Linked DNA regions of Homo sapiens: region 1 is linked to region 2. Evidence: chromatin loops called from intact Hi-C (ENCODE). Cell type or tissue: HepG2. All regions are shown on one strand. Each heading gives the region's core, and the rest is flanking DNA. Links, peaks and the distances in the headings are about the cores only. Region 1 has its middle 56 kb from the start of SMURF2. Region 2 overlaps TEX2 (testis expressed 2).

Region 1 (14,966 bases), core at 5,534-10,533, 560 kb before region 2:
TCCTGAGTAGCTGCTGGACATTTTTTTTTTTTTTTTTTTGAGATAGGGTCTCACTTTGTCACTCAGGCTGGAGTGCAGTGGCCTGATCTTGGCTCACTGCAACCTCCACCTCCCCAGTTCAAGAAATTCTCCAGCTTTAGCCTCCTGAGTAGCTGGGACCACACGCATGTGCCACCATGCCTGGCTAATTTTTGTATTTTTTGTAGAGATGGAGTTTCACCATGTTGCCCAGGCTGGTCTTGATCTCCTGAGCTCAAGGTGATCTGCTGCCTCAGCCCCCTAAAGTGCTAGGATTACAGGCATGAGCCACCATGCCTGGCTCACACCTGGCTAATTTAAAAAAATGTTTTTTGTAGAGACGGGGTCTCACTATGTTGCTCAGGTGGTCTCAAACTCCTGGGTTCAAGTGATCCTCCTGCCTCGGCCTCCCAAAGTATTGAGTTTACAGGTGTGAGCCACCATGCCTGGCCATGATTTATTTTATATATAATATATATATTATATTACATACATTATATATATTATATTACATATATTATATATAATATATTACATACATTTTATATAATATATTATATTACATATATTATATATAATATATTACATACATTTTATATATAATATATATTATATTACATGTAATATATGTAATATAATATATTACATATAATATATATATAGTTGGTTCTATTTCTTTGGAGAACTCTGAGAGATATCTGTATGTGTGTACATATATATATAGCTTCTTATATATTTCATTTATATATATGATTTATTATGTATATATCTCTCTTCTATTGGTCCTATTTCTTTGGAGAATCCTGACTGATACACGACTATTACAAATAAAGCTGTTATAATTATTTGTGTACAATATTTTATATGAACATAAATTTTCATTTCTCTGGGATAAATACCCAGGAGAGTGATTGCTGGTTCTTGTGGTAAGTGTACGTTTAACTTTATAAGAAACTGCCAAACTGTTTTCTAGAATGGCAGTACCATTTTGCATCTACTCCTCATTTTAATTATTTTGTTCTATGAGTTAAATGTGTTAACTTCAGCATGGGCTGACATTTGAAGGCTGGTCATGCAGGGATCTTTGCTTACTTGAATTATAATCACCACTGCGACACACATCCTTGTTTTAACTTTCACATATGTAAGCCAAGCACAAAGGTCTGAAGGTTTAGAGATTTGAAATAACAAACCTGGCTGCCTCAGATTTTCTTGGCTGGCACCAGGCCTTGCCAGGCCTTTGAATCAGCTGGGTGCAGGGAAGGGTCACCAGGAAACTCAGGCTGCCTGGACCGACAGGAAGCGTGGGACGAAGCTTACTCCGGGTCTGGCTCGTGGTCAGCCTGGCTGGGGCCTGAGGCTTCCAGGCCGGCACAGTGTGCATGGTCAGGAAACAGCCTGGACTCTTGAAATCACCCCACCCCTGAAAAATGAATTCATAAACAGAGACGCTCCAAGCTCCTTTCTTTGAGAAGTAGCATCTTTTAGCCTGGAATAAAATCAACTTGCAGAGCTGCTATGGTTCCGTGTTCCTCGGGCTCTGCGCACCTCTGCATCAGTGGCAAGTGGCTTTGGGACTTGTTTTCCTGGAGAAGACGGCTATGAAGTTTTCTTTTCTTTTAATTTTTAATTAACTTTTTGTTGTTGTTTTAGAGATGGGAGAGTCTCACTATGTTGCCAAGGCTGGTCTTGAACTCCTGGCCTCAAGCAATCCTCCTGCATCAACCTCTCAAAAAGCTGGGATCACAGGAGTGAGTCACCATGCCTGGCTCTAGAGTTGTTTACTGATGCTTAATATTATTACTTTCTCCTTTCCACCCTCCCTGCACCCCTCACCTCAAGTTAACATGTACAAATATATATATAATATATATCTTTATATATATATTTTTTTATAGAGATGGGGTCTTGCTATGTTGCCCAGGTTGGTCTCAAACTCCCGGCCTCCAGTGATCCTACTACCTTGGCCTCCCAAAATGCTGTGATAACAGGTGCGAGCCACCACACCCAGCCCATATTTTTTATCTTGTCTATGGTTATTATTACCTAACACTATAAGGTTTCTGAACATACTGCATTTGGGTACTGTTTTGACAAATAGATTCAATTAGATATTACAATGGTATGGACCTTTCTAGTTTTATATTATCTCACCTGAGGCAGGTGAACTGTTAACTCCATTTTATCCAGAATTTCTCAGGGCTGGAACCTATAGATTCAGAGCTTTTTTTTTTTTTTTTTTTTTTTTTGAGACAGGGTCTCACTCCCTTCACCCAGGCTGGAGTACAGTGATGCAATCTTGAATCATTGCAGCCTTGACTTTTGGGGGTTCAATGACCCTCCCACCTCAGCCTCTGGGGTAGCTGGGACTGCAGGCGTGTGCCACCATGCTGGGCTAATTTTTTTCTTTCTTTTTTTTTTCTTTTTTTGATTCGGAGTTTTGCTCTTGTTGCCCAGGCTGGAGTGCAATGGCCTGATCTCGGCTCACTGCGGCCTCCACCTCCTGGGTTCAAGTGATTCTCCTGCCTCAGCCTCCTGAGTAGCTGGGATTACAGGCACCTGCAACCACGCCCGGGAAACTTTTTTATTTTTGGCAGAGATGGTGTTTCACCATGTTGGCCAGGCTGGTCTTGAACTCCTGACCTCAGGTGATCCACCTGCCTTGGCCTCCCAAAGTGCTGGGATTACAGGCATGAGCCACCTCACCCAGCCCCCCGTCTGTCTCCTTCCTTTCTTCCTTCCTTCCCTCTGTTTCTCTCTCTCTCTCTCTTTCTCTCTCTCTCTTTTTCTCTTTCTCTTTTTCTTTCTCTTGCAGTGTTTTACTCTGTTGCCCAGGTTGGAGTGCACTGGCATGATAAGGGCTCACTACAACTTGGATTTCCCAGGCTCAAGTGATCCTGATCCTCCCACCTCAGCCTCCCAAAGGGGATTACAGGTATGAGCCACTGCACCCGGCCTTATATTTTTATTTACATATATTTTAGACATTGGAAATACTACAGCATTCAGATCTGCGTACAAAATGTATAAAAATGACTGCTTATCAAGAAGACTACCATGACTTTGTGACATGACTATAGCAGTCTTATAAGTAAATTCTGAGTAGTTAAGCAGATCTAAAATATGGAGTGACATTTAGGCTGGGCGCGTTGGCTCACGACTGTAATCCCAGCACTTGCAGAGGCCGAGACAGGTGGATCACTTGAGGCCAGGAGTTCAAAACCAGCCTGGCCAACATGGTGAAATCCCATCTCTACTGAAAATACAAAAAAAAAAGAAAAAAAAATTAGGTATGGCGGTGCATGCCTGTAGTCCCAACTACTCAGGAGGCTGAGTCATGTGAATCGCTTGAACCCAGGAGGCAGAGGCTGCAGTGAGCTGAGATCATGCCACTGCACTCCAGCCTGGGCAACAGAGCAAGACTCTGTCTTAAAAAATAAAATAAAATAAAATATGAAGTAACCTTTTAAACCATCACATGCCACTCCGAAGCTCACCTGTTTCCCACAATTAAACATTTGCTTGGCTATAGGAGAAAGTGGCAAACATTCTTGATGACCACACTGCAGTGTATAAAACTGGATTTCTGACACTGGGCTCCAGCTTCATTTCCTCAGGGTCTTTGTAGGAGGGCAAGCATTTGAACAGTGTCCAGCTCACACTCCCATTATGCTGTCCTGAACCTCCTCCTAGGGGCAAATGGTGGAGGCGATATAGAAATGGGCAGAGCAGACCACAAACTTCAACATAAGATTCTCCGTGTGTGTGTGTTTTTAATTGAGGTATAATTGATGTGCCATAAAATTAACCCTTGTAAACTGTACATTTCAGTACTTTTACTGTATTCACAGAGTTATGCAACTATCACCACTATCTAATTTCAGAAGATTTCTTCATTCCCTAAAAGAAACTGAGCATCTATTAGCAGTCACTCCCCATTGATCCCTTCCTCCCCAGCCCTAGGCAACCACTCATCTACTCTCTGTGTCTATGGACTTGCCTACTCTGCACATTTTATATACATGGAATCATACGCTCTGTTGTCCTTTGTGTCTGGCTTATTTCACTTAGTGTGTTTTCAAGGTTTATCCCTGTTGTAGCATGGATCAGTACTTCATTCCTTTTTATTGCCAAGCAACATTCCAATGTATGGAGATACCACATTCTGTTTATCCATTTGTCAATTGAAGAGCATTTGGGTTATATCCACTTTTTGGCTTTTATGAATAATGCTGCCATGAACATTTGTGTACAATTTTTTGTGTAAATGTATGTTTGCAATTCTCTTAGATGTATAGCCAGAAGTGGAATTGTTGGGTCATAAGGTGACATAGGGCAACTCTGTGTTTAAGATTTTGAGAAAGCCATCAACATGGTGAAACCCAGTCTCCACCACAAACAAACAAACAAACAAATAAAAAACTCAGCCAGGCGCGGGGTTCATGCCTGTAATCCCAGCACTCTGGGAGGCCGAGGTGGGCAGATCACCTGAGGTCGGGAGTTCGAGACCAGCCCGACCAACCTGGAAAAACCCCACCTCTACTAAAAATACAAACATTATCTGGGTGTGGTGGCAGGTGCCTGTAATCCCAGTTACTTGGGAGGCTGAGGCAGGAGAATCACTTGAACCCTGGAGGCGGAGGTTGCGGTAAGCCAAGATTGCGCCATTGCTCTCCAGCCTGGGCAACAAGAGCGAAATTCCATCTCAAAAAAACAAAAACAAAAACAAAAACAAAAACAAAAAAAGAAAAAAAAAACACCCAAAAAAGTAGCAAGGCGTAGTCCCAGCTATTCAGGAGGCTGAGGTGGGAGGATTGCTTGCACCTGGGAGGCAGCGATTGCAGTGAGCCGAGATCGCACTACTGCACTCCAGCCCAGGTGACAGAGCGAGACTCAGTCAAAAAAACAAAAATAAACAAAAAAAAACTTCAGCATGCTTTCAATTTTGTTTTTGAAATTTATCCATAGTGATATATGTGGCTCTCGTTCTTTTTTTTTTCAGCTGTATGCAATTTGTTTCTCTGGCCTTCTGTTGATGAATATTTGAGTTGTTTGTAGTTTTTTGCTATTACAGACAGAGTTGCAGCGTGCGTTGTTGTTTACTCCGTTTCGGGCAAGTGTGTGAGCTTATGGTGTATATCCGGAAGCAGAACTGGTGGACTGAAGGATTTGTTCACCACTGATTTTACTAGCTATGGCCAAATTGTTCTTCAAAGTGACTGTAGTAATTTACACTCTGGCCAGCAGTGTGTGTGAGTTCCCATTTCTGCGTGTCCTTGCCAACACTTGCCATTGTCAGTCCTTCAAGCTCCTGCCAAGCTGAGGGATACAAAGTGGTCTTTCCGGGTTGTTTTAAGTTTCATTTCCCTGTTAATGAGTTTGGAGGCTCTTTTCACATGCCCTTGACCATTCTGTGAGTTTCCTTTTAATATCCTTTGCCCATTTTCCACTTGGGTTGTTTGTTATTTTCTTCTTGATTTTATGGGAGTTTTAAAAAATATTTTCTGAAAATGAATCTTAAAGTCTGTGGCTTTATTTTCAGTGTTGTTATGGTTTTTAAATTTTCCTTCTTGTTTCCTTTCTTTCTTTTGGTAAGAAGTTTCTAAAATAATTTTATAGTATATCCTTTTTCTGTCTTATTTGAGAAACTCTTTTCTACTCTGCTATAAACAAAATCCCCTATATATTTTTTCTAACCATTTTTGGAGTTTTGCCTCCACATTTAGGTCTTCAATTCACCTATAATTTATTTTTGTGTATGCTATGAAGTAAGGATCAAGCTATTTTCTCCCATTTGGGTAACTAATTAGGCCAGCACCACTATCTTCTTTTCACTGATCTGTAATGTCTTCTCTGCCATATATTGTTTTCATATGGCATGGGTCATTTTCTGGTTATATTTTGTTCCACTGGGTTCTTTGTTTCTCCCTGAACAAATACTACACTTTTTTTTTTCTTTACACTGGATCTGGCTCTGTCGCCCAGGCTGGAGTGCAATGGCACCATCATGACTCACTGCAGCCTCTGCGGACCTCCTGGCTTAAGCAGTCCTTCCACCTCAGCCTCAGCCTCAGCCTCCCAAGTAGCTGGGATTACAGGTGCACACCACCATGCCTGGCTAATTTTTGTATTTTTAGTAGAGACAGAGTTTCATCATGTTGGCCAGGCTTGTCTCAAACTCCTGGCCTCAAGTGATTTGCCCGCCTCGGCCTCCCACAGTGCTAGGATTACAGGCATGAGCCACTGCACCCAGCTGGATTTATTCTTAAGCATTTTATAACTGTTGTTGCTATTGTAAATGGGACTTTTCGTTTTTGTTTTTGTTTTTTTTTTGAGATGGAGTCTTGCTGTCATCCAGGCTGGAGTTCAGTGGTGCGATCTCGGCTCACTGCAACCTCTACCTCCCGGGTTCAAGAGATTCTCTTGCCTCACCCTCCTGAGTAGCTGGGATTACAGGCGCCCGCCACCATGCCTGGCTAATTTTTGTATTTTTAGTAGAGACAGGGATTCACCATGTTGGCCAGGCTGGTCTTGAACTCCTGATCTCAAGTGATCCACCCATCTTGGCCTCCCAAAGTCACAGGATTACAGGCATGAGCCACCGCGCCCAGCCTGGCCCTCCAGTGTTAAATAGAAATGGTGACAATGGGCTTTCATTCTTTGTTTCTGCTCTTAAAGAGAAGGCTTCCACATTTCCATTATTATTTCTCCTGTGTGTTTTGATAGAAAATGTTCATCATGTTAAGGAAGTTGGCAGCTAGTCTAGTTTCCTATGGATTTGTTATTACTGTTATTTATTTATTTTTGAGATGAAGTCTCGCTCTGTCACCTAGGCTGGAGTGCAGTGGCGTGATCTCGCCTCACTGCAACCTCTGCCTCCCGGGTTCAAGTGATTCTCCTGCCTCAGCCTCCTGAGTAGCTGGGATTACAGGCACCTGCCACCGTGCCCAGCTAATTTTTGTATTCTTAGTAGAGACGGGGTTTCACCATGTTGGCCAGGATGGTCTTGAACTCCTGATCTCATGATCTGCCCGCCTTGGCCTCCCAAAGTGCTGGGATTACAGGCGTGAGCCACGGCACCCGGTCACACTTTGGTTTTTTTAGTAGGGACGGGGTTTCACCATATTGGCCAGGCTGGTCTCAAACTCCTGACCTTGTGATCTGCCCGTCTTGGCCTCCCGAAGTGCTGGGATTATAGGCGTGAGCCACCACGCCGAGCCTATTACTGTTATTTATGAATGTTGAATGTTATTGCATGCTTTTTCTGCTTTTATTAAGATGATCCTACATCTTTCCTCCTTAGTTATTCATTTTCTTTATTATGAAATACTTCAAAAACAGAGAAATAGAGAATAGTACAACAGCTTCAGTAAGAGTTGTCAGTCACAGGCCATAGGAGCCAACTCTAGCGGTTTAGGTGGTAAAATGATTCATGAGGAGGAGAGTGGCATCTCTCTGAATTACAGGGAAGACTGGTTCTCTGAACTGTAGATGCTGCTGCTTGCTCCTCCCACCTCTCCAGCACTGAATCCTTCAGACTGCCAGTAGCACTGCTGCACCTGCTCCAGGAACTCTATCCTATGCCACTGGAGGTGGGGCTACTCATGTTCCATTTCACTTAGGGCTGAGTGTTTTTATTTTTAATTTTGTTATTTTTATTTTTGAGACTGAGTCTTGCTCTATCGCCCAGGCTGGAGTGCAGTGGTGCCGTCTCGGCTCATTGCAACCTCCGCCTCCCAGGTTCAAAGGATTCTCCTGCCTCAGCCTCCCAAAGTGTTGGAATTACAGGCATGAGCCACCACGCCTGACAAGGGGCTGTTTTTATATAGCTGAGCCCAGGTCATCTGCTTATACCGTAGATATATAGGAAGAAGGTTCAGATGTTGGGTGGCCAAAAGGAAAGACATTTGTCTTTCCTTCCCTGCCTGCTGGATCAGTGACATGAGGATCCTCAGATGGCCTGAAGGAAGCCTTAGCTTCCAATTTATCAGAACCATGACCATGGTAGTACAATCCCCTGGTAGAAACAGTTCCCACCTCAGGCACTAGAATATTCAGACTCCCAAATCCAAGGTCATAGGGATGGGCAGCAAGAGTTCTTCAAGTGTGTTCTTAGGTGTAAGCATGAGAGTAGCTACTCTTTCACCCTCTGTTTCCTAGATATACGCTTTCTTTTTTCTTTTCCTTTTTTTTTTTTTTTTTTGAGACAGAGTCTTGCTCTGTTGCACAGGCTAGAGTGCAGTGGTGCAATCTTGGCTCACTGCAACCTCGGCCTCCCAGGTTCAGGTGATTCTCCTGCCTCAGCCTGCCAAGTAGCTAGTATTACAGGAGCCCACCACCATGCCCAGCTAATTTTCTTTTCTTTTTTTTTTTTTTTAATTTTTATTTTTTTAATTGATCATTCTTGGGTGTTTCTCGCAGAGGGGGATTTGGCAGGGTCACAGGACAATAGTGGAGGGAAGGTCGGCAGATAAACAAGTGAACAAAGGTCTTTGGTTTTCCTAGGCAGAGGACCCTGCGGCCTTCCGCAGTGTTTGTGTCCCTGGGAACTTGAGATTAGGGAGTGGTGATGATTCTTAACAAGCATGCTGCCTTCAAGCATCTGTTTAACAAAGCACATCTTGCACCGCCCTTAATCCATTTAACCCTGAGTGGACACAGCACATGTTTCAGAGAGCACAGGGTTGTGGGTAAGGTCACCGATCAACAGGATCCCAAGGCAGAAGAATTTATCTTAGTACAGAACAAAATGAAAAGTCTCCCATGTCTACTTCTTTCTACACAGACACGGCAACCATCCGATTTCCCAATCTTTTCCCCACCTTTCCCCCCTTTCTATTCCACAAAACCGCCATTGTCATCCCGGCCCGTTCTCAATGAGCTGTTGGGTACACCTCCCAGACGGGGTGGTGGCCGGGCAGAGGGGCTCCTCACTTCCCAGTAGGGGCGGCCGGGCAGAGGGGCTCCTCACTTCCCAGACGGGGTGGCTGCCGGGCAGAGGGGCTCCTCACTTCTCAGATGGGGCGGCTGCCGGGCGGAGGGGCTCCTCACTTCTCAGACGGGGCGGATGCTGGGCAGAGGGTCTCCTCACTTCTCAGACGGGGCGGCTGGGCAGAGACGCTCCTCACCTCCCAGATGGGGTCGCGGCTGGGCAGAGGCGCTCCTCACATCCCAGACGGGGCGGCGGGGCAGAGGCGCTCCCCACATCTCAGACGATGGGCAGCCGGGAAGAGGCGCTCCTCACTTCCTAGATGGGATGGCGGCCGGGCAGAGACGCTCCTCACTTTCCAGACGGGGTGGCGGCCGGGCAGAGGCTGCAATCTCGGCACTTTGGGAGGCCAAGGCAGGCGGCTGGGAGATGGAGGTTGTAGCGAGCTGAGATCACGCCACTGCACTCCAGCCTGGGCACCATTGAGCACTGAGTGAACCAGACTCCGTCTGCAATCCCGGCACCTCGGGAGGCCGAGGCTGGCGGATCACTCGCGGTTAGGAGCTGGAGACCAGCCCGGCCAACACAGCGAAACCCCGTCTCCACCAAAAAAGTACGAAAACCAGTCAGGCGTGGTGGCGCGCGCCTGCAATGGCAGGCACTCGGCAGGCTGAGGCAGGAGAATCAGGCAGGGAGGTTGCAGTGAGCCGAGATGGCAGCAGTACAGTCCAGCTTCGGCTCGGCATCAGAGGGAGACCGTGGAAAGAGAGGGAGAGGGAGACCGAGAGGGAGAGGGGAGAGGGGAGAGGGGAGAGGGGAGAGGGAGAGGGAGAGGGAGAGCCCAGCTAATTTTCATATTTTTAGTAGAGACGGGGTTTCACCTTCTTGGCCAGGCTGGTCTCAAACTCCTGACCTCCTGATGCACCTGCGTCAGCCTCCCAAAGTGCTGGGATTACAGGCGTGAGCCACCACGCCCGGCATCTAGATGTACACTTTCTAGTTTTGAAGGAGACAATTCCAAATGTTAGCAGCTTTTAAAAGACATAACTGCAACCTGTAGGCCAACACTTGAAGCCAACAGGGTGTTGTCTCCAGGCTAACCCTGTAAATGAACTTTCAGCAGCCATTTCACCGCCCTCTAACCCAGCTGCTTCTGGGTGGTGGAACTTTAACTTTACGTCTCTATTAAGTCAAGTCTGAGTTAGCCATTGTAGACTATTCATGCCAACTCCAAAGCCCAAACCTGGGTGAGTGTATCAGTGAATTCAGCCCAATCAAGCCTTTTATTTATTTATTTATTTTTATTTATTTATTTATTTTTTGACACAGATTCTCACTTTTTCACCCAGGCTGGAGTGCAATGGCACGATCTCGGCTCACTGCAACCTCTGCCTCCTGGGTTCAAGCGATTCTCCTGCCTCAGCTTCCCGAGTAGCTGAGACTACAGGCATGCACCCACCACCACGCCCAGCTAATTTTTTGTATTTTTAGTAGAAACAGGTTTCACCATGTTGGCCAGGCTGGTCTCAAACTCCTGAGTTTGAGGAGTTTGAAGAGTGATCCGCCCGCCTCAGCCTCCCAAAGTGCTGGAATTACAGGCACGAGGCTCTGTGCCCAGCCAAGCCTTGTGTTTACCATCTTTAGGCTAACACAATGCTTAGAATCCTCTCCGACACGTGCTCCCAAGACCCTTGTGGATTTGAACTGGCAAGGTCCTGCCACTTCTTTAGTGTATAGACATTCTCTTTCTAGAGCAGGCCTTGTACTGCCCAAGTGGGCTATGTTGGGATCTAACTCTCCTTTTGATGCTGGAGGAATGAAGAGAAGATCTGGTGTCCCTTTTTAGTGAAGCAACTGTCCTAGGTGCAGTCACAGAAGGTTCCTTAGGCAGGGATAAGTTGGTTACCTCTACACGGGAGGACCTGCCTGAACAGACAAGGGAGCTTTGAAGGATTTGAGAATTCAAAAGTGCCAGAGTCTCAGCCTTGTCTGTGACCACTTAGATGCTCCTATTCTAAGTCTCAGGGTCCCACTACGTCCCCACTATGCCCTTTCCTAAGCATTTACTTGGAACTCCTACATGCACAATGAGGCCCTGGGCTGAGTCTTCCATCATATCCACCCTGAAAGTATAGGAGATGAAGGCTCCTTCGAAGATGCCACCAGACCTTTCTTGCTGTCTATTGCATTCTCTGTTCAAGATTCACAGCATTTTTTTTTTTTTTTTGAGATGGATGGAGTTTCGCTCTTGTTGCCCAGGCTGGAGTACAATGGTGTGATCTCGGCTCACCACAACCTTGGCTCACCGCAACCTCTGCCTCCTGGGTTCAAGCGTTTCTCCTGCCTTGGCCTCCCGGGTAGCTGGGATTACAGGCATGCACCACAATGCCCAGCTAATTTTGTATTTTTAGTAGAGTTGTGTTTCTCCATGTTGGTCAGGCTGATCTCGAACTCCTGACCTCAGGTGTACCCTTAAAGGAAATGCATGCCTTCCCCTCCTTTTTATTGCATCTGTAGGCTGCAATGTGGCCACAGTGGGGGGAGCTGTATTGAACTACACAAGCAACAAAATAGAGTCTGAATCCCCAGCAACTAAGAACTGCTAACAGAGAGACAGGAACAGTTTGGGTGTGACACTGGAGTCAGGCAGCCTTGGGTTCAAACACTGATTCTGCTAATCCCTAGCTGTGGACCTCGGGTGAAGAATTTAACCTCACGGTCTTCAGTTTCCTTAGCTGTAAAATGCTGGGAGGATGCAAGGAGCTGTCATAACGAAATTGCCTAGCAGTGTTCATGGTCCAGAGCAGGGTTTTAACGAACAGAAGCTGGCATGTCACCACTCTCTGTCCCTAGGAGCCTTGCCTTTTGCCTCCCTTTTCTGCCTTGATCCGCGCCCCCACCCATCTCTCCTCCCGTTCTTTCTTCACTTTCACTTTCTGGTCTGCCTCTTCCTTAAGCTGGACTCTGTGACTGTAGGTGTGTTTAATGTTTGGCTGCCTTCAGGAGGCCAGCAAGGCTCCCTGGCCAACATTTTACTTTTTTTTTTTTTTTTTTGAGACGGAGTCTCACTCACTCTGTCGCCCAGGCTGGAGTACAGTGGCGCGATCTCGGCTCACTGCAACCTCCGCTTCCCGGGTTCAAGTGCTTCTCCTGCCTCAGCCTCCCAAGTAGCTGAGACTACAGGTGCTCACCACCACGCCCGGCTAATTTTTGTATTTTTAGTAGAGAAGGGGTTTCACCATGTTGGCCAGGCTGGTCTTGAACTCCTGGCCTCAAGTGATCTGCCCACCTTGGCCTCCCAAAGTGCTGGGAATACAGGCAGGAGCCACCGTGCCCGGCCATGGTTCCCTGGCCAACCTTTTACTTATTCCTCTCCCTTCTACAATGATGCTTCTCCACCACATCAAAAGGTCCTCTCCTTTCCTCTTCCACAGCCATTGGCTGCAGGGAAATCGCCAGGGACAGAGCTGCAACTTGCCAGGCCAGCCCTGGAGGCAGCCCTGGAACCCTCTTGCTCCCTCGACCTTCTCCCTCCCCTTTCCCGGGAGGCCCAGGAAAGGGAGCTGGCACCCTGGGCCACTGAGCCAGTGGCAAGGCTCAGCCAGCAGGAGGAGAGCAGCGGATCAGGACTGCCTCAGACCTTTGATAAACCAGGTCTTGGAAGAAGGCCACTTACTCTTCTTTGTGTTTCTCTGTGTGCTGATTCCTGAGATTTGCAGGACATGTTTAATATTTGCTTGGAGAATCTATGAAAAGAAAAAGAAAAACAGAGAGGGAAGGAAACAGGAACCAAAATGCCACTTATCCCATGAGGGCACTGAGGCCTGGGCTCTGAGTCTCTCTGTTGCTGGCGGGGGCCAGGCTTCCTGTGGTGGGAGCGGCAGGCCTCCCTTCTCAGGCGTGGGTTCCACCACGGCTTGAAAGCCCCAGACCACCTCGCCCCTCCCTGGGAACTCAGCCTCTTGTGCAGCCACATAAAGGTAACCAGTGTCTGGTGGCTTGATAGGACAGACTTGTGAGGGACTTCCTGCCTTTTGATGCATGCCATTCCTGAGAGCTGGGCCGGGCCTCTGAAGAGGAGAGGTCCCTTTCAACTTCCTGAGTGTCTCAACGTTCAGACTCTTGGGGTTTGTGGTTAGAGACACTGGTATGAAGATTGTGTTCTATAAAGTATGCCCTCCGGGTCCCATAAAGCTAACAAGGCAAAGCTTTGTGAAAACACCCCCTAACCAAATGGACCAAGAGGGTCTGAAAAGCCCTTGACCTTGGAGCATTTTTTTTTTAATTTTTTGAGACAGGGTCTCGCCCTGTCGCCCAGGCTGGAGTGCAGTGGCATGATCTCAGTTCACTGCAACCTCTGCCTCCTGGGTTCAAGTGATTCTCGTGCTTCAGCCTCCGGAGTAGCTGGGATTATAGGCACACGCCACCATGCCTGGCTAATTTTTGTATTTTTGTAATTTTTTTTTTGTAGAGACGGGGCTTCACCATGTTGGCCAGGCTGGTTTTGAACTCCTGACCTCAAGCAATCCACCCACCTCGGCCTCCCAAAGTGCTGGGATTATAGGCATGAGCCATCATGCCCTGGCCCCTTGCAGCCTTTAGTGAAGAATGAGTGAAGGACTGGAAGGTCCGGGCAGTATGAGGGGATCTGCCCGAGGGAAAGTGTGTTAACAGCAGGACCCTTCTGCGAAGCCACCCGACTCCACTCCAGTACCTCGGAGCTGCCTTCAAATGTAACATGATTCCTCCAGCACTCACGGTTGCTAAGGGCCAGATAGACATTCTTTTCGTTTTTTAATTTAAATTTTTTTTTTTTTGAGACAGAGTCTCACTCTGTCACCTAGGCTGCAGTACAATGGCACCATCATGGCTCACTGTAGCCTCAACCTCCCAGGCTCAAGTGATCCTCCCACCTCAGCCTCCCAAATAGGTGAGATTACAGGTGTGCATCACCACACCCAGCTAATTTTTTAACTTTCTGTAGAGACGGAGGTCTCTCTTTGTTGCCCAGGCTGGTCTTGAACTCCTGGGCTCAAGTGATTCTCCTGCCTTGATCTCCCAAAGTACTGGGATCACAGGTATGAACCACTGCACCTGGCCTCATCCCTGCATTCTAATCCTCTTCTCACAGATGGGGAAACTGAGGCTCAATGAGGTTGAGTGACTGCTCCAAGAGCACACAGAGGTAGGATTGGAGCTCAGAGCTGGCTGACTCCAGATCCAAGATCTTTATGCTTCACCAGACTGCTCCCCACAAGACTATAGGGTGTCAGCAAAGTTGAGAAACACAGGACATACACGCTCACTCTCTCCGCTATTAATTACCTGGCTGAAGTAGTGTTTGTCAGTTTCTCCACTGTAAAGTTACTCTTTTCTTCCCGTTTTCCATACCATCCTCTTTGGTCATTCACCATGTACAACCCACGTTTAAGGAGTGGGAGTTATGAGGTGGAGTATCTACAGGAATTATCTGGAACACTACATGGGAGATTTGTCTTTTGTCTCTATTACTTATTTATTTACTTTTTTTTTAAGTGTATGCTACTGACATTTTCAAATAATATGCTCATTATGTTTTCAGGCAAAGTATCTTTTTTTTGTTTTTTGAGATGGAGTTTCACTGTCTCCCAGGTTGGAGTGCAGTGGTGCAATCTCGGCTCACCGCAACCTCTGCCTCCCAGGTTCAAGCGATTCTCCTGCCTCAGCCTCCCGAGTAGCTGGGATTACAGGCACCCATCACCATGCCTGGCTAATTGTTGTGTTTTTAGTAAAGATGGGGGTTTCACCATGTTGGTCAGGCTGGTCTTGAACTCCTGACCTCAGGTGATCTGCCCGCCTCAGCCTCAAAGTGCTGGGATTACAGGCATGAGCCATGGTGCTCAGTGGGCAAAGTACCTTTACATTGAGGTTTTTGTTTTGTTTTGTTTTAGTTTTGAGACAGAGTTTCACTCTTGTTGCCCAGGCTGGAGTGCAATGGCACAATCCTGGCTCACTGCAACCTCTGTCTCCTGGGTTCAAG
Region 2 (14,966 bases), core at 4,873-9,872:
CTGTCACGTAACCGGTTGGTCTTTGCTCCAAGTTTTGGGAGTTGCCCGTGTCCCCAGGTTTTCAGGTCACGTTCTGCCTGCTGAATCATTGTTACAAAAGCAAATTTCTCCTACACTTAATGCTAAAATAGTCTTCTTACCCTCATCTGAATGCAAGCACATCATATTAGAGTCATTTGTTGGAATATTTATTTACCATTCATGTCTGCTTTTAAAAGTTCTTAAACCATTCCAGGCCAGGTGCAGTGGCTCACACCTCCCAAAGTAATCCCAGCACTTTGGGAGGCCAAGGCAGGTGGATCACTTGAGCTCAGGAGTTTGAAATCACCCTGGGCAATATGGCAAAACCCCATCTCTACCAAAAATAAAATATATATATATGTTAGCCGGGCATGGTGGCGGACCCCTGTGGTCCCAGCTACTCAGGAGGCTGTGGTGGGAGGATCACTTGAGCCTGGGAGGCGGAGGTTGCAGTCAGCCAAGATCGTACCAGGTGGCACTCCAGCCTGGGTGAGAGTGAGACCCCATCTCAGGGAAGAAAAAAGTTCTTAAAGCATTCTTGACTCTTTCATATTTTTATGAGTGCCAGGGCTGAGCAGGGCCCTGTGAGTGGGTCTCATGAGGTATATTCAGTGTTTAAAACAGACCCCTCACCCAGGCAGAGGCTCAGTCAGATGCCCAAGCCTCATCCTCAGATATCAGGCTCCATGGCTGACCAGTACAGCCTCTTCCCTGGCAACAGCAGCAAGGGAGACAGAGCAAGAAGTAAGGGTGGGCTGGTGAATGCAGAAAAAGGGAGGCTGCCTGGTCAGACTGTGCCAGGTGCCAGGGTGTACACAGCTCTCCCTGAAAGAGGCAGTATAGGTCTCCTTGGTGCAGACAAAGGTACTGATGGCACAGAAGTGAAGAAACTTCCAGTGAAACACAAGCCCCAATCTATGTGACTGGGCTCCTTGCTCTTCCCTGGGCCTTCCTCCACCTCCCAGCTCCTGGCAGGGACGCTGGACCACACATCATTTGGTAGAATGTCCCCGTGACTGGGCATGAGCCAGCAGTTTACTAAGCCTAAATCCATATATCTTCATTTAAAAAACAGACTAGCAAAACTTTCCATTTTGTAAGAAGTATAATTCTGGTGCCTTTAATATGTCCATTTTCAAAGGCAACGCATACTATTAATATTTATTAGAAACTTGACTAGAATTTTCAAAAGAAACGATTATGTTTGGATGTATATAGTAACTAGGTAGTTTGAATATTAATTTTCAAAGCTGGAAATACTATACAACAATAAATATCTCCTTTATTGTTGTTCTTTTACATTGAGTTTAAATCTATTAATATTAGCCTTTTGCTCTAATCCCCTTTCTCCTGAAGTGATTAAAAACTAAATGTCTTTATTAAAGCAGATATACCCTTTATTTCCAGTAATAGTACCTTTGAAGAGCAAGCTAATTAATTCTTTCTAACTGCTTAATGTAAACAAGAAATACAACAGTTTTGTGAGTATTGCTGCAAAGAAGATAATCACAATTGATCTCCATATCACTTAATTAAACCAGGTCATTCATGGAAAATAATTACCTTCCATTATGGTAAAAAGAATTTGTTGAAAACAAAATGGAAATCATCCTGCCTTTAGTGAGGAATGACACCATTAGTGCTGGGTGGGGTTAAGCAGTGGTTTTATCTGAGGTGGTGGCCGTGTAGGGGATGGGCTGTTTACTGTAATTGCTTGAAAACAATGCTGTATGTGAACGATGGTTTTAGATTAATTTCCTGCTTCCTTTTAGATGTCATTTGTCATGTGAGGATCTATAAAAGTTTATTAACATTTAAACACCCACTTAAAGGATCACATTTTGATAGAAAGTCCATGAGGTCTTCTGGAGCCCCGAGTCTGAAAAATCACAGAAAAATACTTGACAAATCATAGAATCCTCAAGTAGAAGAGGGTCATGAGATAAACCCTGTTTGCATTTTAAACCACTGAACAGCGGCCATTGCAGTAAAATTCCATGAAGCTACAAGCCTTTTAGATATGATCTCATTGGCATAGTATCTTTCCTAAGGAGCTGATTTTTAGCCTAAGGTACAAAGTGATTATGCAATTGTATCTGGATAATCCTGGGAATTGAAAGTTAATTCTTTGGTTCCCATCAGTGGGCAGTTTCCAGAAAGAAAGGAAGGTCTTAAACGTTTTTGTCACTCTTCCTGTTAAATCTGAGCCATTTTCTGTGTCCCACTCCCAATACTGGAGAATTTTAAGAAAGACAGCGGTTCTCATATGTGTCTTTAAAGAACAACCCAGCTTACAGAGAAGTCTTAGCACTTCCCTTGTGCCTCGTAACTGGCTGGGCATCAGCATGCCTTGTCCTGGCTTTGCCCTGGGTCAAGCCATTTTCTTCCGCTAGGCATATGTCTTCTTACTAAATACAAGGAGATTTTAGAAGCCAGAGGATGGGACCCTTCCAATGCTGACTTGTGCACTGAATTCCCCAGGATCCTGTGAATGGGTCCTCAGATGCTGGCTGTTTACCAGGGGCTCGATGTATTCCATGACCTGTTCTCGTGTGTGTCGATGGCACAATGTGCTCTCAGTCCTCTTCTCAACTAGAGTAGTAGACGATACATGGACTTTCAGTATGGTGCCTATTTAGATATTTTTAAATGTAAGTCATTTATAGTCATGTGTTTTTTTGAGGGAAAAAAACCTTCTGTTTTTTCACCATTTCTCCAGGACTCTGGATTGATTTGGAAATGTCCTACAATGGGTCCTTTCTGATGACTCTCGAGACCAAAATGAATTTGACCAAACTAGGTAAAGAGCCTCTTGTTGAAGCCCTGAAGGTTGGAGAAATTGGCAAAGAAGGGTAAGGGGCTATATATGAATTTACTAATCCAATCCTGGGGCACCAGCTTCTCCCTCCAGCCTTTGAGAAGCAGATTTGATGTGTAGTGGCCCCTGGATGTTGAGTGAGCTTCTGTGTAAGTGCTCCTGGACCAGAGCATTTCAGGGAATGGTTTCCTAGTCTCATCCCCAGTGGCCTGTGAGTTCCCAACCCAGCTCAGCTGTGACAGCGCCTTTGACCTCAGTGCTGGTGGTGGTACACATGGAATTGATTACCCAGAAAACATCACTGACTCAGACAAGCAGGGCAGACTCATCCGAGCAATAAAATGATCCTCGAATAGAATCATGAAGATCCTTCCGGTCATAAACAGCAATATGTGGAGCAGGCTGAATCTACCTGCTTTAATCACAAAGTCAGAATTATTTATAATTAGATGATTGATTTTGTAGCACAGAGGGTGCTCCTAAAAGTGTTTTGAGAAGCATTTTCCCTAAATAATACAATATTGACTTGCGTAGTAAATCCCTCTCTTTGTAGATAGTGTATCTGCTGCCTAGGGTTTGTCTGATTTAGTAAATATTCCAAAATTGTGAGGTAACTCATGAAGCTTAATTTTTTTCCCTCTTAAATGCCTAGAATAGATAAACTGGAACTTTTACATCCTATTCTCCTTAAAATTACTGCTTTGACTATAAATTTAAATTATATTATTGTTTTTACCAAATTAAAAATGTTGACTAGAGGCTACTTCTCACATCTTTAGCCCTTTGCATGGAATCAACAGTATGATGACATGAAAATGTCACAAGGAGCTACCTCCATGGGGTCTAAATATAAGATACTGGCTCTTAGACTTTTGCTTGGTTCTGGTACTGACCTAATGCTTTTATTCATGCTTGTGGTAGTAGCAGATTGGGGGAGCTGGGTTATGCATTGGAGAATATTCTTTTACTTAGATTATTCTGATTTATTCAAGTTACTTAATGAAATGTTTCTATTTTAATAATTGGAGAATTTTACCAGCTATATGCAATCTAACCGGTGTCTGTGCTATTTTCCTTTCATTTTTCTATTTGTTAAAATATGTTTGGATTCGGCAATCTGTGGATTTATATTTTCTGGTGAGTGTGGTATTTATCAACTCTCCACATAGCATTTCATACCCTGTAACTTCTGAGTCTTGTTCGGTCCCATGTGAAACCATGAGGAAACCTGTCTTTTCATCACGTTCTTGGACATAAAGGCATCACGTTCTTGGACATAAAAGCCTGAGAGAACCGACACCAGGAGTAGTTAAGAGGCTTTCCTGACAGGGAAAGTCTTATAGACTTCCCCAATTTGAATTGCTGGAGTCCTGATCTAGTCAGACTCAATTCCTTGTCCTGCTGTCCCCACCCCACCCCCACGCATAGCTGAGCACATTAAATCTAGCTCATGACGACAGAGTTGCAGAACCAGCTGCCTAGAAAATGAAGCACCTGAAGCAGAAGCAGTCTTGAAAATGAGATCTAATAAAAAGGGAGTGTGGCAGAGCAACCTCAGGCAGATGCGTTTGTGCAAGGAGCCCTTTCTAGAAACAGCACCATGTGGGCACAGGGGCACAGGGACTCCATTGCAAAGGGGGTCTTGGGCACCGGGGGTGGCAACCAGGCCGGTCCCTGAGGTGCTTGCCACGTATGCGTCCACATTCACTGCTATTCATGCAGCCCTCGTAGCCCAGTTTCAAGTTCATAAACTCTGGCCGATCAGAGGGTGGACGTGTTTCTGGAAAGCTGTGCTTCTCTAGACTGAGTGAAAAAAAGATCCTCTGCTTTAGGAATGTGATGGTATTATATTTCACTTATATTTCTAAAGTACTATTTTTTTCTAGAACAGTCTGTTATAAAATGTTTTGCTTCTTCCTGTGAGGGTGTTAAATTATATGTTGATGTGTAGTTGGCTATCATTTGTTTTTAAAAGTAAGGAGGAATACAATCCAGCAGCACTTCATTTGGGAGAAAAAGGCCCAGAAAAATGGACCCTTACCCCTTTTTTCAGAAAGGACCCTTTCGGGAACCTGAGAGCACTGGGTCCTTCTTTCTGCAAATGCTTCCACATGCACCATTTGGCTCACAGTTTCTAGGAGCATTGTGAATCTCTGAAAGCCCATCCGTGGTTAAGAACCTAATCCCAGAAGTGATTCCAGAATCCACTTCACTTCCTCAGTCATGAGGTTTACGGAATCACCACGCGGCTTAGTAGCAGAGGAGGGACAGGGGTCAGCATACTTATTAGCTGTTTGAAGCGTGTGACCTTTGGAACTGACATCTTCCTTAATATTAAACCTCCAAAGCACGGAACATCTGAAGAATTGGCCAGCAGCAGCCCTTTCCTGCAGGCTCTCCCTGCAGCCCATGGCCACCTGTCCAGGGCTTCACTCCACATCAGGGTCTGCTCCCTGGTGTCCTGCCTGGCAGGGCCTCGGCTTCATCTCACTGCTTTTCTCAGTCCCTGTTCAAGTGTGCAAATGATTGTGCTTTTGCGGAGTCTCTGAGGAGATGCTGCTTAACCTGTGAGATGTCCTCCTTACTGGTAGGAAGTTTGTTCACCTTTAGTTAGCACCCTGAGGGTTAGACTGAGATTTTAACCTGTGTAGCTTTGCCCTAGCAAAGTCTCTTCCCTTTGAAATATGTGTCTGCTGTATTTTCATGGGCATTTTTCCTTTAGTCTTTTCCCAAATAGTCCTTTTGTCGCACACTGCAGGTAACATAACATACAACATTCAGATGGGATTGAGATAGTAACCTGAGCAGCCTCTGCTTTAGGAACTGCCCTGCAGAGGGCCAGAATGAGTTAGTTAAAGGGAGCGCTCTGCCTTTTGGGTGGCCTTTAAATGGAAAGTGGCATGGAAGTGAAGTGTTTCCTATAAGGCACTTGGCCTCTTCCTGCTCCACCACTGCAGTCTGGGCCCTTTGTACAAGTCCCCAAGTCAGAAGGTGGCCCCATCTGACCTCTTTTGGGTTACTAGTTCACATCTACCCCAAACTACCCATCTGCCCCCAGGCCCCTGGTGTTCTGGGCACTGAGTGCCTGCAGTTTACACTGTGACTCAGTCTAGTTTGTGGGTGTGTATGCACATGTGTGCCTGTGGCAGGTGTATAGAACTGATTTTCTCAAAAGAAAAATTAGTGCATTCTTGAGTGTGGTCTCCCTCAAAGCAAACATCTCACAGGGCTTCTTAATTTAATTATGCGTCTTCATTTAAAGCATTTTGGGGGCTTCTTTTTAGAATTGCCTCCACAGTCCGTGACATTCTTTTAGCTATCCTGAGTGACAGCAAATTGTCCTGCTTTGTAGATGGTTTGGACCTTTGAGAAATTGCTAGAAGTCATCAGAGGTGGTGGTCATTATGAGACCAAGAAATAAAATATTTGGTCTAAGAGTGTCAGTGATAAAATAATTCACTTTTTCTTATATATCTGACATTTCCAAAAGATTTTTGGCAGAAGGAACATAACTGGAATAAGCCTTTTAAGGTGTCTCTTTGAAAGGATACCACACTCATCTGGAATTCTGAGGTGTGTTTAAAACAAGTAGGCTAATTACATTCCAGCACGTCTTCTACAAGTAAGTGTGGTGTATCTTCCTCTGAAGTTCATGCTGAGGTCATAAAATGCATGTTCATTTATAAAAATGAATATCAGGCAAACACTGGGCTACACTTATAATTCCTAAGTATTGGGTGCCGCATAATACTGCCCCCAGCGCGGAGAGCAGAGGTACCACTCGGTCAAAATCAGATTTTCACATCATCTGATCAGCTTGAACTGGTACAGCATTACCTAAAGTGTTCACTTCAAGCCACAAAATTTGTCCTGTTCTGTGACCTGCAGAGGATTAACTCAGTAACCTGAGAGCTTGCCACAGCGCTCAGCCTCTGGCATCTTCTGCCCAGGGTTGGAGCTGCCAGATGATATGGCCCAGTGGGGACACAAGGAGCAGTGGCTCAGCAGATCTCACTGGGGTCCCAGAGCTTGCAGGCAGCCTTTTGTGCTTTGTGGGTGAGGAGCAGGCTCCCTGTGCTGTGGGGACAGATTTCACACCTGGCAGCATGAGGTCAGAGAGCCTCAGGCACTGCCATCCTACTGATGGAGAACTCTGATGCTCTTCTGAGAGGGGCGTGTGATCTTTGGGGATTTACATCTCTGACTTTCCTCACCCAAGACCCGGTTTAGGCTTTCATAGGAATTGAATTTTGCTATATACATTTTAAATATAAGATTCCTGTGAGGGCTGCCTAACCACAGCACACTCTGATATGGCTCTGCAGCCAGTGGATACACATAAGCATTTCCTGGACCAGCCAGGCCTCTGGTGGAAGGAGGAAGACTCAGTTACGTGCTGTCCCATGGCCAGGGACAAGAGGCTTTTGTTTCTGCAGAGGGAGTTTCCCTTTAATGTGGAAGTCCAGCCTGTTGGCTGGAGCACTGGCTCTAATGTTTCAGAGTGGGGGTAGGGAGGAGCTGTGTGTCCTGCCAGGGAGGACACAGTCCGGGTCCTCTTACAGCCGGCTCCTGTTTCCAGTGTAGAGGTTTCAGTCCTACCCTCCCAGTGCACAGGGCTGGGGCCACTGCCGGGCCTTCAGTTCCACACTGGCATGTGTGCTGTGCCCTTGGGTGCCTTTGGCTCCTGTTGGTCAGGCGATAACTGTCCCCGTGGGCCTCTGGTGGCCCAAGGACAGCATCAGGAAAACCAAAGGACTGCAGCTGCAGGGAGATAGGCCCTGAGCCCCACTGCCTTCCCTTGTCCATGTAACTGTGTCCTTGTCAAAAATACAATGACCAGCCTCTGCTTGGTGACCATTTGGTTGTGTAATAGTGTTCAGAGACTACTCTGTCCCTTGTTCATTTTGTCCCATTTAAGTCTCTGGGCTCAGACACAGCCCTGCCAGTACTTTCTGAAGCAAAGCCACGGTCCAGGGAGGAAGCTGCTTTCTATAGGCCCGAGGCTCAGCCCAGAAGCCCCCAGGTCCCCTCCGACGGGAACTGGACCCCTCACCTCTGCGGGTAATCCAGCAACCCCACACCTCTGGAACTGAGTATCTGCCCTGGAGAGCTGAGTGAGGGACACTGCTGTCCCATGAGGCTTTCCCTTACTTCAGTCAAAGGAATGGTCTTTAGACATGTATTTTTCCGGAAAATTTCCTGGGTTCTCATGTCAGTTGCTTCCTAGAGTCTCCTGAGACTTTTTGTGTGTGTGTGTGTATGTGGTTGTTGGCTTTTTCTGTGACCCTCAGGAGATAGGGCAGGTGTGGAGTGAAATACGTAATTTCACTGGAAAGGAGTCATGAGTCAAAACTCACTTGGAGGGTTACTAAGCCAGAAAGCATCAGAGTTGCTGAATTAAGCCAGAGCCAAGGGACTTGCCTCAACATCCCATCATCAGTGAGAAGTGGCCATGTCACCAGTATAAGCTGTCACCTCACTCTTGCAACCATCCGCTCTTTCTGTTCATCCTCCCGTGTGGCTCCGCTGCACTGCTGGTTGAAATCACTGCATTTTATGTGCGCATCACACTCCCACCTCCTGTCCTTCTGACGCATGCTCAAAAGCAACCTCTTCTGGGTCCAAGGCCTCTGTGGTCCTGTCAGAGGCCTTGGTGCTGAAGAGTGTCCTGAGCATCTGCGCTGATCCAAGGATTCTTGGATTGGGCCTCTTCTGGTTTGGGTGGGTTGGAGAGAATGACGAGATGTAGTTAACAGTTACATCCCGACCCTGTTGTGGTTGAGTGTGTGTGCATGGGTGTGTGTGTTCTCTTTCTAAGCAGAGCTTGGGTGAGGGCAGGCAGTGGTGGTGACTCTCTCTCTGTCCAGTTGCAGGCCCCGGGCATTCTGTCTGGCGGACAGCGATGAGGAATCCTCCAGCGCTGGCTCCTCCGAGGAAGACGATGCCCCAGAGCCCAGCGGGGGAGACAAACAGCTCCTCCCAGGGGCTGAAGGGTGAGTGGATCAGTGCTTCTGTGCCTCTGAGTCTCCAGGGATCAGGACAGCAAGTTGGGAGTGAACCTTGTTTCCCTTCCTTCCTCTGTGATCTTCCTTCCTCTTTAATGTTGAGTAGATGGTTTTTTTATTAATATCCCAGGTCAGTGGTCTGTTTAAATTCCAGGCAACCAAGCAAAAAGACCCATATAGCTTTCCTTACTAAAATGGCTTTCTGCTGCTGTTTGATTAAATAATAGAGAAGTTGAAGGGTGTGCTGATGATGAAAAGCATCTCCCTGAGCCTTCAGAAGGAACCGAGCATACACCCCCTCCCCCCGGAGAGCCTCCCTCCCCTCAGCTTCAGCTGGAGTGCATTTGCTTCTGTTGAGCTGCAAGTTCCTGCAAAGCAGAAACATTCAGATGATTTTCTTTGGCGAGTTTTGAAAGCGCTGATGACTGAGCTGATCTTTTGGATCATGAACTTCATTTGGAGGGGGTTACTCTTTCCCTGTTAACTTGGGCTGTGAAATGATCAAAGTGCTTAAATAGCCTATCCACAATGATCTTTTAATTACATAAAGTGAATTGAAGAAACTAAAAGAAGCCAAATAATTCAGAAACTTTTATAAGAAAAAACCAACCTATTCACTTTTGAAATCCTACAGGAGATGAGAATTCAGATGTTTGAGGAGTTGGTGCCAAAGTTTGTGTGTATTATTTACAGTCTAGCTGCTTGACCCTCTTAAGAATGATTGCTTTTCCCTGAACACATACTTTTCCTCATGTTCTGGAACTGTGGGGGATTTTAAAAAGCAAATATCCTTTCTTCTGAGTCTCATGGTACATGTGACCTGATACAACAGCTTATTTTCTTGGCCTGTGAGCACGTCAACTTGGTGTAGCATTTTGTTTGTTTGTTTGTTTTCTTGAGACAGCATCTTGCTCTGTCACCCAGGCCTGGAGTGCAGTGGCACGATCATAGCTCAATGCAGCCTCAACCTCCTGGGCTCAAGTGATCCTCCCATTTTAGCCTCCCGAGTAGCTGGGACTACAGATGCACACCACCACTCCTGGCTAATTTTCTGTTTGTTTTTTGTAGAGATGGGGGTCTCACTGTGTTGCCCAGGCTACATTTTTCTTTAAGAAGTTCCAAGCCCTTTGAAAAGTAATTGCCACTCAAGGTAGCCATGTGACACCACCTAAAGACAGTCCATTAATTACTGATTTATGTCCTATTGATGCAGCATGATTTGTTACTTGCTGCATGGAGATTATGAGATTGATATGTCATTGGATTTCTGTCTGGTATTGGAGTAGTATAAAGGAGGACAGGTGAGAAACCTCTGCATGAGGACTTTGTCCAGCTCTCCATTGTCAAGGTTTGGACTGTTTCAGACATTTACACCTTCTCTGAAGTAGTAGTTCTCAACTGGGGGTGATTTGGCCCCCCAGAGGACATTTGCCGATGTCTGGCAACATTTTTTATTGTCATAACTAGGGGGAGTGCTATTGGCATCTGGTAGGTAGAGACCAGGGATGCTGCTGAACACCCTGCAATGCACAGGATGCCCCCCGCCCCAACACAGAATCACCACATCCAAAACATCGAGTGGTGCTCTAAAGTAAGGGGAACGAAGAGCCACAGGTTTTTGTCTGTGAAAAGAGCAAAGTTTGTGCTAACCGCCCTTTGTGTTCCACATTTGAAGGTACGTTGGAGGTCATCGAACAAGTAAGATTATGAGGTTTGTTGATAAAATTACCAAGTCAAAATATTTCCAAAAAGCAACAGAGACAGAGTTTATTAAAAAGAAGATCGAAGAAGTCTCCAACACACCCCTGCTGCTCACTGTTGAAGTACAAGAATGTAGAGGAACCTTGGCGGTCAACATTCCACCACCCCCGACTGACCGAGTATGGTGCGTAGAGGGCCCTCAGGGACAATAAGTGATTCCTCCTATTGCATGGCCACAGAAATCCCAGCCTGCTTAACCTTGAGGTTATGGAAAGTACCTTCTCCCGGGCAGAAGCACTTCCAAACAATTTTCATGGGACCTTAATATTAGTTGCAAATCTGATGGTACTTTCTTCTGTGAGTGGTGAATTCACATTCAAGAATTCATGTTCACATGGTAGGAAAAGTTAAAGTCAATACATGAAGTTTATGAGATAAGCTGTTTCTATTATTGGTCTTCCTCCTCTGTAAAGCCAACTGTTCTGCCAGTAATAACAGCTGTCATTTGTAGATAGCGCCTTTATTCTCTGCCTGGCCCTGGTTGTAATTGCATTACCTGATTAGTCCTCATAGCATCCTGTTGAGGTAGATGCCATTGTTATCCCTACTTTAAAGATGGGGATCACACATCCAACAGAGTCTGGGAAGTTAGGGAGACTTCCCTGAGTTAGGCCTCAATGCTGAGGAGTCAGGAGCATGTGCATTTGGTGTCTGAGGACTGGATTCTCAGCCCCAGCTGCATGTTAAAATCACCTGGGGACTTGCTAAAAATATAGCTATGCCTGGCCCATCCCCCCGGATTTCAGGGGTCGGGGGTGATGAAGCCAGGGTTGAGAGTCACTGAAATAAATTACTGATGAGTTCAGCATCACTGCCTGTGAATCTCAATTTAAAATTGACATGCTAAGTCCTATAAAAATGGGCATAAGTGTAAATAGTGATTGCATAAGAGATCTCATTGTACCATAAACTACACTCATAACAAAAATATAGCTCTGTTCTATCATAGAGTAAAACCAACATGCTAGTACATACCATCGGTATTCAGAAGGATTTGTAGGAATGATCAGAAGAGGGGTTTTGAATTGACTAACCATTTAACGATAATGCTGGTATTTCCCAATAAAACTTTAAAATGCCTTTTTATACTTTTTTAAAGTAATATTTTCATTGTTAAAAAAAAGAGAAAGATTGGGAAAAGGTGAAAAATAGATAAATAAATAAAAACCCATAATCTCACCATCCAGAAATAACCACTGTTAATATATTGTATGGTCTTTCAAACCTTAAAAAAATTTTAATAGTTAAAATTGATACATTTCTTCTCCTTACTGCCAATTCTTTAGATTTATCAGTTTTAAATGCCTCTGCTCAGGGGGAGATAAAATAAAAGGGCTCTAGGATAGTGCTACCCAAGGCATGCTCAAATGCTGAACTATGTGTTATTGATCCATAAAGATAAGTATAGAGTGTTTAGAAATATTTATGGCAACTTGACATTTTTACTGTATTTCCAAAAGCACTGGTCCAGGACAGATTTAAGGTTTTAGATAGTTGATAGCATACAGGGTCTTGTCTGGATACTTTGCCAACAGTTCTGATTGCCAGTCTGCTCCCTCGGGAAGTCATACAAAGCGTATTGTTGGGGTGTAGGATGAAAAAACAGGTTTCAAACCTTATTGATCGACATATGCACAGGAGAATGTAAGGGGAGTTCACCCTACTTCTGTCAATAGTCCTCTCTTGGGGATGACATTCAGAGAGAGGCAGTGTGTCTTTCACTCTCTGCTTTATCTGCTTGTATGTATGTTTTGTTTTTGTAATGTACATATACTACTTTTATAAAAATTGAAAGAAAAAAGGTTATTGCCATTTTAGAAAAAAACAGAAACCAATGCCCAGGTCATGGACTTTTCCAGTGGTGCTTCCTGGCTCTCTCAGTTTGTCAGAACTGTTCTAAATCCGCCACAGCCCTAACACCATCCAGGGAACACAGGGGGTTCACAATTCATACTTTGTGTGTGGAATATTTTTAGAGGGCATTTTCAGAAGAAAATAACATTTTAAGTAGTGATAAAGCCCCATGTAAATGAGAACTGTTTGCTGTCAGTGCCTGTCTCATTCCTTGCTTTGCTTCTAAATGTGGTTATTACTTGTCTTCAAAAAGGTATGGTTTCCGAAAGCCACCACATGTGGAGCTGAAAGCTCGGCCAAAACTTGGAGAGAGAGAAGTGACTTTAGTTCATGTGACAGACTGGATAGAGAAGAAACTGGAGCAAGAGTTTCAGGTAAACCTCTAGTGTTATCTAGTATTTCACACCAAGTATAGAAGCTCTGGGTTTAGCCGAGGTTCTGAACTTCAGCTGGGTCAGGATCCTCTTTTGAAAATCTGATGGTGACCTTCATCCCGGAAGAGTATTACATTTGATCAAATATGGGAATAAAACTTCAGGTACAGTATCAAAGCCCTGAAACTTATCCACAGAACATTACTAAGTCATCTTCAGAGGAAACCCAAAAGATTTGGGTCAGAGCAAAATGATGATGTCTTTTCCCAGCAAGCCTGCCAGGACTGTCAGGCTTTGTTTTCTCTTATGCAAGGCCTGGCCTTGCCCAACTCTTAGCACCCGGCCTGTGGGCAGGGAGGCTGCCCCCTGTTCTTGTGTGCTGTTCACCTTGCTCAGTTTGTTCAGTTCAACAAACATTCCTGGAAACCCTTCTGTGTGCCAGGTACCACCTGCCCTGGGAGTCCAAAGATGAATCTGGCCTCTCCCTCCCCTGGGTAGCTTCTAGTGTAGTCTGGGAGTTCATTAAGCCAGAGCTTACTCTCTCAGCTTTTCTTTCTGCATTTGGCCACCAAAGGTAATAGCAGTATAGCTGAGGCCCTAGGATGAGCTATTTCCATCAAACTTTTATCAGATATTTGAAGCACAGTTGTCTGTCGGGGTTTTATGGATTAGCAAACTATTTACTTTTAATGAAATTCACCTTTTGAAGAAGACCTACATTCTTTTTGCAGTGGTATATTTTGAGTTACTGCCTTAAAAAAATCCTCTTATTTAAAAACTAGAGATTAAACATAACTGATAACCAATTTCTGAAAAAGCTTAATGTCATCACCAAATAGAAAAGTACTTTGAACCTACTGAGGGGAAAGAACATCATGCCTTTTATTTTTCCCTTTTTCTTTCTTTTTTTTTTTTTTTTTTTTAAGACAGAGTCTTGCTGTGTCGCCCAGGCTGGAGTGCAATGGCGCCATCTCGGCTCACTGCAAACTCCGTCCCCCAGGTTCACACCATTCTCATGCCTCAGCCTCCCGAGTAGCTGGGACTACAGGCACCCGCCACCACACCCAGCTAATTTTTTGTATTTTTAGTAGAGATGGGGGTTTCACTGTATTAGCCAGGATGGTCTCGATCTCCTAACCTCGTGATCTGCCCACCTCGGCCTCCCAAAGTGCTGGGATTACAGGTGTGAGCTACCATGCCTGGCCTAATTTTTTGGTATTTTTAGTTGAGACAGGGTTTCACCATGTTGGCCAGGCTGGTCTTGAACTCTGGACCTCAGATGATCTGCCTGCCTTGGCCTCCCAAAGTACTGGGATTACAGGCGTGAACCATCGCACCTGGCCATTAGCTTACATTTTATCGCTAGGATTTATTAATAAAAGGATAATTCACATGGAATATGTGTTCTAGACATAGTAACTGGGAACTACTGTGAACAGCTTAAGCCAATTCTCTTAAATTGTTGGATATATATCAGTGCATATGGGCAACCTTATTATATGTATACAAAATCAAAGGCCACTTCTGCCTCCGAGCTGATATATTAGAGGATTCTCGTATCCATGCGCTGGTATGATTCCTCAACTCTTTCTAAAGTATGTATGGTGGGAGAATTAGTTTGGAATGCATAGCAAGTTTTTATATGTACTTTTAAAAATCAGTCTAAGCCCTAAAATTATCAGAACAAAGGAGGGTGACAGCCTGGCAAGGCATTCTTCCACATAGCTGTTCTTTAATATCTTCCTACAGAAAGTTTTTGTCATGCCAAACATGGATGATGTTTATATCACTATAATGCACTCAGCCATGGACCCTCGCTCTACTTCCTGCCTCCTGAAAGACCCACCTGTGGAGGCTGCTGATCAGCCATGATGGGTGATGTCAGATGTTCCCCATATTGTGACATCGAGCTGGATGTGTGGGGTTCTTGGCCGCCATCTGTACTGTAGCACTGGCCTCTGTGCCACAGCTACTGTTTCTTAAAGGACTGCTTCTGCCCTCTGCCTGCCAGTGCCCATTCCACTGTGAGGTGTCATTCCCTGCATCTAGTGACAACTGTCTGGATTGCCTGCTGCAAAGCTTTGATTTGGCAAAGGAGACCATGGAAGAATCATGGTGGATCCAGAAGTTATA

What was found. Hi-C counts contacts between places; a loop is a spot of excess contacts. Peaks named below come from ENCODE experiments on the same cell type or tissue, not always from the same donor. Only the 100,000 strongest peaks of a DNase experiment are listed, where the experiment ranks them.
Region 1: a loop joins it to region 2, with 14 times the contacts of the local background. A loop is called at or near these places in 1 of 110 quality-filtered maps.

What each region holds. Positions count from the first base shown.
Region 1 is chr17:64,710,793-64,725,758 of GRCh38, reverse strand. No RefSeq gene overlaps it. Among named protein-coding and RNA genes, the nearest start is that of SMURF2, 56 kb to the right of the region's middle. RefSeq lists an enhancer at 12,717-12,766. In HepG2, for the core only: no CTCF peak of the experiment used is centred there; no DNase peak of the experiment used is centred there.
Region 2 is chr17:64,148,708-64,163,673 of GRCh38, reverse strand. TEX2 (testis expressed 2) reads left to right here. Exons shown (of 12, transcript NM_001288732.2): 8 at 2,741-2,873; 9 at 8,707-8,832; 10 at 10,520-10,729; 11 at 12,713-12,833; 12 at 14,583-14,966. The coding sequence ends at 14,705. Among named protein-coding and RNA genes, the nearest start is that of SNORA50C, 9.9 kb to the right of the region's middle. In HepG2, for the core only: no CTCF peak of the experiment used is centred there; a DNase peak (open chromatin) is centred at 7,303; H3K4me3 peaks cover 641 bases.